Linked DNA regions of Homo sapiens: region 1 is linked to region 2. A link is a contact called in ENCODE Hi-C or POLR2A ChIA-PET data. All regions are on one chromosome and are shown on one strand. Each heading gives the region's core, a stretch centred on a gene start or an enhancer-like site at or near the end of the contact. The rest is flanking DNA. Distances are from core to core; before and after follow the strand shown. Region 1 overlaps TRANK1 (tetratricopeptide repeat and ankyrin repeat containing 1). Region 2 holds the start of DCLK3 (doublecortin like kinase 3).

Region 1 (4,378 bases), core at 1,315-3,814, 79 kb before region 2:
TAAAGATGGTACATACTTTGACCCAACAGTTCCACTTGTAGGGATATATCTGAGATATTTGTGTTCAAAATCTCAAAGATACCTGCGTAAGTATGCTCATCACAACCCTGTTTGTAGTTACAAGAAACTAAAAACAATCTAAGTGTCCACCAATGAGGGAAAGGCTAAATTCATTTCTTTCAGGGGACTACTATGCAACCATTAAAGAGAAAAAGGATGTGGATTGTCATTTACTGCTAAGGAAAGATGTTCAAGATGTATTGGGTGAAAGATAAATTTAAAACAGTATGGGTAGAATGATATAATTTATAAGTAACTTTATATTATGCAAATATAAAAACTTTATGCATATCAGTATATATCAGAATAGAATGTTTATGCATGCGTATGTATGTATGTGTATATATACAAATACCTACTGAAGTGTCTTTAACCATCAAACCCAATTCATTTCCTGAGTTTGTTTAACAAGAACTGGGTTTGTGAGGGTTCAGCTACTGAGTTAACAGGTTGTCTGAATCTGTTTGGTTTCCGAGTTTCACAAAACAAGGAAACTAAGAGTTCAGACAGTAAGAACTCTTAGTTCAGATAGTAAGAACCGATAGTTCAGATAGTAAGGAATTAATCAGAAAACTTATCTGTATTCAGTTCCTGATTATGGGTAACAAGGGTTTAAATAGCAAGAGTTTGGAGAGATAGCATGCATATAAATTCATGTATACACCTATTATTTCTGTTGCAAAACTGTTTATAGTGATTACCTCTCATGCTAGGATTGGTGGGTATGGGGTTGTCGAGTAGATATGGACACTTTTTACTTTTCACCTTCTTACCTCTGTGCTATTTGCAGGGTTTTTTTTTAATTGTGTATTTTTTTTTCATAATTTGCAAAGGCTACCTAACGAAGTGAAGTTCTCCTGATACGATAACTGAGAAGAGAAATAATCAGCCCTTCATGAAGGAGAAAATTGTTGTCTTTCTTGAGGGTTAGTTGTCAAGTCGTCTCCTCAAGGCTATTGTTCATTTCTATAAGGGTAGAGCAAGGAGCAGAGTTTGGCTGCTGGAGAGAGGTTTGTCCTGAGCATTCCTCAGCCAGTTTGGAGGCTATTTCTGGTTATTACTGATGGCTCGGTTGGCGACTAGGATTAGATTTCTTATCCTAAGACTTGACTATTGTGATGGGAAAAGTCAAAGGCTAGGAGTTAAAAAAACAAAACATAGCTTCTCATAAAAACTTTCTACCTGTGTAATGACATGACCTTGTTCAGGTCCCACCTTCTCTCCCAAAGGAAAATGAGTGGATTGGCCTAGCATGGGCATTCTCAATCTTTCCTTCAGCTCATCCCCCTTTATTCCCCAAGTATGTTCTGGCATCCACTATAAGAGATCATATGGCTGGGCGTGGTGGCTCATGCCTGTAATCCCAGCACTTTGAGGGGCCAAGGTGGGCGGATCACCTGACGTCAGGAGTTCAAGACCAGCCTGACCAACATGGTGAAACCCCATCTCTACTAAAAATACAAAAATTAGCCCGGTGTGGTGGTGCATGCCTGTAGTCCCAGCTACTCAGGAGACTGAGGCAGGAGAATTGCTTGAACCTGGGAGGTGGAGGTTGCAGTAACCCAAGATTGTGCCACTGCACTCCAGCCTGGGTGATAGAGCAAGACTCCATCTTAAAACAAAAAACAAAAAACAAAAAACAAACTAAAAAACCAAAGATCATAGAAGCTAAGTGACTTTTTTAAATTTAAAAATTCAAAATGAAAACAGATCACAATTTATTTTATGTTTTGGCAGCATTAAGAATGCAAGAAAAAGTGCAGTCTTAATTACAAATTTTAAGTTGTACATAGTAAAGTCTTCTAAAGCATCTGTTCCCATTGTGTTTGGATTCAGTATGGTGATTATGTAATTTGTGTTTCTTTTACATGGCATCTGCAGAGTTCACTGGCCCTATTTTGAGATAATATGGATGGGGTTTTGCCGTGGGAATTAAATGTCACAGGGGCACTCATAGCAGCACATACGGAGTCAGAACAAGATGCTAAGTCATCACTGTACTGCTACACAGCACCAGCAGAGGGCGAGCAGGGAGGGATCAGGTTGTGATGCTTAACGTGTTTTTGCACCTTCTAAACAAATCTGACCTGTCTGCCTCACTCCCCTGTTGATATCCATTGGCCTAGGTGTCTCTGATTCCTTCAGCTCTGATTTGTCTGCCAGTATTACCCTGGTATTCACTGTATTTTGTGTGTTTCATGAATCTGTGGCTCAGAACTTGCAGGGATTGTCACCCATTGTCTAGTGATACTCTGGGGGATGCAGGTGGCAGGGTGGGGGTGGGGTGCAGTGCTGAAATAGTCACCAGCAGGCTAGTGAGGATAACAGAAGGGATGGACAGCAGGTGGTGACAATGGTCTCTGTCCACCAATAGGAATGTGTCAGATTACTTATTGTGATGAGGGCAAAGTTTGCACATTTGGAAATAGTGTAAAATTTGTCACCTTTTTTTTCTTGCTGAAGCCCTGGCCTGGGAGCTTGCTAAGAGCCACTTGACTTTGGGTTTTCAAGGAGGAATTTTTAATTTCTGTCTTCTGATTTGTAGCCATAGAATAGGAAAGTAGACCAAAACTTAAAAACCAAACCACATCCTTTCTCCCCTCTACCTCCTCCTTTCAATAACCTCACAAATGTGGTTTGGTAAGTTAAAATATATCTTACATGAATACTAGAAAGACAACACAGGTCAGTCTGCTCTGACTGCCATAACAGAATACTACAGACTAGATGGCCTAAACAACAGAGATGTATTTTCTCACAGTTCTGAAGGCTAGAAGTCCAAGATCAAGGTGTTGGCAGGGTTGGTTTCTTCTGAGGCCTCTCTCCTTGGTTTGCAGCCAGCCACTCTGTGTCCTCACGTGGTCTTTCCTCTGTGCTCTCTTGCCCCTGGGGTCGCCCCGTGTTCTAATTTCTTCTAAGGACACCAGTGAGATTGGATGAGGGGCCATCCTAATGGCCTCATTTTAACCTAGTCACCTCTGTAAAGGCCCTATCTCTCTCCAAATGCAGCCACATTCTGAGGTACCGGGAGTTAGGACTTTAACAAGTGAATTTGATGGCTGGCGGAGGAGATGCAACTCAGCCCATAACAACAGTTTTAAGTGAAAGAAAGCCCAGAGAAGCAAACACACTTTTCTTTCTCATTTTAGACTTTGATGATAGCATGTTCGTTAAGACCTCAACTCCTGCGGAGTGGATTGCACAGGGAGATTACTACGCCAAGCACCAGTGCTGGAAGGTAAGGGGTTGGACTAGGAGGGGTCCTTGTCACTGGTGCCCTCGTCAGACCTCACAGGCAGGTTTCACATCATGGTGTTTGTCACCAGGAAAGGATGAGCGTAATGGTGCTTGTGCCACGTGTTCTGAAACATCAGGTCACCTCAAGATGAGGAGAGCTTCCTGTCCTGCTCCTTTTCTGGTCAGTGCAGGCATGACAACTCTTCATTTTGGCCAAGTGCCAGCATGTGCTGATAGATCATGAAGGGCTATGGCCTTTGCCCCACCAAGGAATCCTTGTATATATTTTCTTTCCCTCCTGTACTCTATGCCTAAAAGCTTTGCTATCATCATACTGCATTTTAAAGCAGTAAAAGATCTTTCATTTGATCTTTCATTTGATTTTTTTCAAATTGATCAAACAGATTTCATTGCCAATCTGAGTCTGGTGAAGATAGGTTAAGGCTTTTTATTACACTGCACTGACCAATTTCCAGTTACAAGCCGTGTTAGTGGTCCTGAGCAGTTTTCTTCCAGGAAGTGTTATCTCTGTAGCAGACCTCTTTACATTTTGAAACCAGGTTAAAGAGCCATGTTGCTTTTCCCAAAGTCAGCATTCCTGCACATCACAGGGTTTTGGGTGGGGCACCATGGCTGGGATGTGTGTCTCCCTTGAAATAGTGGTGATGACTTCACCTGCAAGTTTTAAACACCCTACTAAAAGAGTGCTTTTTTTTTTTTGCTTTAATCTAATAACAACAAGTCAGGTCTTAGGGTTGGTTCTGCAGTTCAACAAAGTCAACATGGGCCCAGTCTCATTCCATCTCTTCCCTGTGTCATCTGCAGCTTGTCTGAGATGTTCCCTTTCATTGGTTGCCTAATGGCTCCTGTGGCAGTTCCAAGTGCTCCGTTCCCTCAGCAGAATTCCAAGCAGGAATGAAGTGCAGGCACTTTCTTCTCATTGATCTCTCTATTTTTTTTATCATGAAGTCCTCAGTGGTCTTCCTTCTATATCTCATTGGTCAGTACTAGGTCACATACACCTTCCTAGCTGCAAGAGAGTCTGGGAGAGCAATCCCATCTGGCAGTTTTAACCTTTTGT
Region 2 (3,889 bases), core at 196-2,695:
ACTAAAACTCAGTTTATTTAACTTTTATTTTCTCCTAAAATATAGGTGATAGGGCCAGGAAGAGTGGCTGTTAAAGAGAAAAGTAAGTGATTTTAAAAAGAAAGTGTGTAAGTATCTCAAGGACACTTGTCTCCCAGAGAGATTTCCAATAGGTTCTTCCTTCGGGTTTTTACTCAAATGTTACCTTTCCCAACCACTCAACTTACATAATCACATTCCCTTTTTCTTGGTTCATTTTTCTTCATACTATTTATCACCATACTTGTGTATTTTATTATCTGTCTCCCCCTACTAGAAGGTGAGTGACTTGAAGGCAGGGCATTTGTTGTGTTCACCATTGGTGAACTGGATTGCTGAAAACTGTCCTTGATGATGACTTCAGAGTACCTGGCCAACAAACCAGCTAGAACCAGGAGTTATTTTTTGCACAGCAGCATCATGGCATGGCTGTTGCAGCCATTTTGGAACCTTGAGGCAACAAGTCTGAGGAGAAAAGGCAAGATGTTGAAGGTGGCCATGTGGAATCATGGAAAGAGACTGAGTCCTTAACGTCATCCCTGAGCAGCTGAACACACACAGAGGAGCCTTCTTCCAGGCTTCTTGTTATGTGTGATAAAGAGAAAGACAGCCCCTGCCATCTGGGAGCTGGTCTGGTTCTATCAGCTCGGCCTTGGCGTTCTGTTGAGCATAAACAATTTCACAGAACAGCAACATCAGACCCAACAGACAAGACCACTTTGTGACTTGATTGATAAAGGCAAAAGCCAGACCACTCTGTAATCATGTCAACGGCCCTGTGGAGAGAAGGGTATGGCTGATCCAGTGAATTTATTATCTGACGCAGGAGAGATCTGGGAGTCAGTACCCGGGAATATGGGTCCCCAGACCCCGCACTGCAGACCTGAGGGACCTGCAAATATGAGGAACAGGTGTGTGGTGCTGGGAAGAGGTACAACAAAGCAAGGGGCCATCGAGCTGCCTTCAGATGGTACCAAGAAGCCACTAGGCTGGAGGAACGTTTTGCAGCCTAAGTCTTTGAGACCATGGGTGTGGACCAGAGTGTAAGCAGGTCTCTGAATCTGGGGGGCAACAAGGGTGTTAGAGTAGAACGGCCCTGGGACCTACGGTCAGTGTATCCAAGGAGCGGGAATGGGATAGGAGGAAGGAAGTGGTGTGGAAAGTCTGGCCCCTGCCCTGCAGGGAGGCACGAGGATGGCTGGTGGTCCTGGGGTCGCCTTTGGGCTGCCACCCACCCACAGAGAACAGGGGCAAAGCGCACGTTCAAAACCCAGCGCAGCCAGGTTCCACCGCGGAACTGCGCGGGGAAGGAGAGCAGAAAGGCTGGACTCCGCTGACCGGGGAGAGGCGGGACCGCCTTTGGGCGCTCACTGGAGAAGCAGGGGGTGTGGGAGCAAGTTCAAAGCCCGGCCCCGCCCGGCCTCCAGGGCCAGGAGCGGCGCGCATGGCGGGACCGGCGCAGAGAGGGCGGCTGCAGCTGGTGCGCGGTTGCTAAGTCCCGCGCCCCCGGAGACGTTCCCGGTGGCTGTCGCCGGGCGCTGCGCGGCGCGGGGCTGGCAGGCGGGCGGCGGGCGGCGGGAGGGAGAGAAGAGGGAGAGTCGGCGCGGGCTCGTGGCTGCTCGTCTCGCCCCGCCTTCCCGCGCCTGCTCGACCGTCGAGCCGCGTCCCCGCGCTGCCACCTCTGCTCCAGGCTCTCCCCGAGCCCGCCGCCGCGCCATGCCCGCCGCCACTCCAGCCCCGCAGCCGCCGCCGCCCCCGGCCCGGCCAGCCCCAGCCTGCCCGGCGCGGCCTGCCCCGGGTGAGTACCGTGCGCTCCGGCACCGACCCGTTCTGGGCGCCACCTTGGCGGGGGCGGGAGGACTCATTCGCCCTAACTCTGGACCCCGCTCCGTGCGGGATGTAGCAGCAGTGCCAGACCCCGCGTGGGTGTACGGAGGACTGTGTGTGTGTATGTGTGTGTACGTGTGTATGTGTGTGTACGTGTGTGTAAACGCGCGCGCGTGCGGGTGTACACCACCTGAAACCTGCTTTCTAGGGGAATAACGCTCTCCGGAGCTGATTTTATTTCCCTCGCCAGCAGGGGGGCCCTTCCTGGGAAACGCACTGGGTGTCTTTCAAGGTGCAGGTGCGGTGAGGCTGCAGAAGGGAGAAGGCGCAGGGAGGGAGCTGACATTTATTGTGCAACTCAACATGCCAAGCGCTTCACCTAGAGTTAAGCGTATTTCATCCTCTCCACAAATCTGTAAAGAATGGAATTATCCCCATTTCTCAGATGAGAAAACTGAGGCCCACAGAGCTCGTGCCTTGCCCAGGGTCACACGGCTCCATAGCAGCGGAGCTGGAGTTGGATCCAGGTCTCTAGAGGTCTCTGACCCATCTAAATGACAAGAAACCCTCCTTAGAACTAAAGAAACACAGAAGAACCAAAGATGATTAGGAAAAAGGATACAGGCAGAGCATTTGGGAATTAATATAAAAAAATCTGAGCTCGTGAAATATCCTATCAATTAATTTCAAATATAGGATCACATTTACACTCCTTTCCATGTCTGGCCCTGGGGGCGAGGTGTGGTGAGGAAGGGAGAAGGCTGTGCCAGTCCTTGGCAGAGGCGTCTGGGGACACCTTTTCAGAGTATCTGCCTGCTGGGAGGGGGGAAGTGTGTGAGAAGTTGTGGAGGGAACTCCGTTGTTATTCAATCCTAACAGTTAGTCATTCCTCCACCTCACCCCCTCCTAGTTGATTCCATTTCCTTTCCTTGATGTATTGTCCAAGATGACAGCTGTTAAATTGAAGCAGGGTCCCACCTTCATCATTGGCTGTCATAAAACCTCTTGGCATTAATTAGGTGGCCCTGCACTTTGATGATTGTATTAGGAGCTGTGAAGTGTCTGTGTAACTGCTTACAGTGGAGATCTGTTGGGCTGATGTTGAGCTAATGATCTTGATCAATGAGGCATCTACAGCAATAGGCAAGCATTGTGCTTATCCTTAGGATAAAGTAGCAAGAAGCAAGACCCTCAGGAAGAAAAAAAAAAAGAAAAGAGTATTGGGTTTGCCTCACAGCCCAACTTTAGAAAAGCATTTCAATTTAATATTTAAATTGCTTCACTGAAGAAAGAACAAAGAGGGGCAGAAAGTGTTTTCTGAAAGATGTTCTGTAACTCCTTTCATTTAGGTTTGAAAGATTTTTGAGTCATGTTCTTTTATGGTGAGCTTTGCCATCTTGGTGCGTATTGGTACCCTGGGTGCCTTCACTTCCAATTGCCAGTCCCTCCATCTCTTTGTTGGAGGATGACCCTTGGGCGGCAGAGCCTATGTTTGTAGGGACTCAGAACAGGGAGTGCCTGGGAATTTACATCTCCCCTGGGGCAGCCCCTCCTCAATGACTGATGGGTGCTGGAGTATAAATAGTCCAGCTTCTTTGCCCTTGATTGGGACACTCTGAAGCATGACATCCTTTGTTTCCAGAGATCCAATGTGGAGTTGTGTCAAATTGACCTCTATGGTTCTTTGCTTGGCTTGTTTCCCTCGCTTGGCTTGCTACTTTTTCTTGTTTTACTTCTTCACATCCCTACCATTTTTTCCTAGGAATATCTCCTAATACACTTTCATAGGAATTCTTATCTCAGGATCTGATTCTAAGGAATCCAGATAAAAACATGGACCCTTCTCACTGTCAATGTTTTTATTCTTCCTATGTTATCCAAACATGACTAACATCGGTAATAGGTAGCCCATGCTAACCTGTAGGGTGCCTTTGTATGAATTCACAAAAGGTGTTCCCTTCTGGGCAGATGGATCCCCATGCCCAGGCAACGGATTGGCAGACAGGTGTTCAGTGTCCACTAGCCCCCTGATCAGTGCTTCTTT

The links. Hi-C counts contacts between places; a loop is a spot of excess contacts on that map. ChIA-PET counts read pairs that join two places held with the same protein, here RNA polymerase II (POLR2A). Pooled maps may share reads with other maps.
Region 1: a loop to region 2 is called in a pooled map, with 2.7 times the contacts of the local background. The contact joins the enhancer-like site here to the promoter of DCLK3 in region 2. A Hi-C loop is called at or near these places in 2 of 168 maps with a recorded cell type or tissue (Right ventricle myocardium inferior and astrocyte of the cerebellum), 1 of 37 single-sample maps with no recorded cell type and 3 of 50 pooled maps. POLR2A ChIA-PET finds 5 or more read pairs at or near these places in 1 of 52 experiments (activated T-cell).

What each region holds. Positions count from the first base shown.
Region 1 is chr3:36,841,542-36,845,919 of GRCh38, reverse strand. It overlaps TRANK1 (tetratricopeptide repeat and ankyrin repeat containing 1), which reads left to right. Exons shown (of 24, transcript NM_001329998.2): 18 at 3,210-3,298. Among named protein-coding and RNA genes, the nearest start is that of LINC02033, 21 kb to the right of the region's middle. Within about 2 kb of position 2,564, at least 2 of the 41 ENCODE cell types and tissues checked have a DNase peak (open chromatin) inside an H3K27ac peak, as active enhancers do.
Region 2 is chr3:36,762,109-36,765,997 of GRCh38, reverse strand. It overlaps DCLK3 (doublecortin like kinase 3), which reads left to right and starts at 1,445. Exons shown (of 5, transcript NM_001394672.2): 1 at 1,445-1,816. The coding sequence starts at 1,735.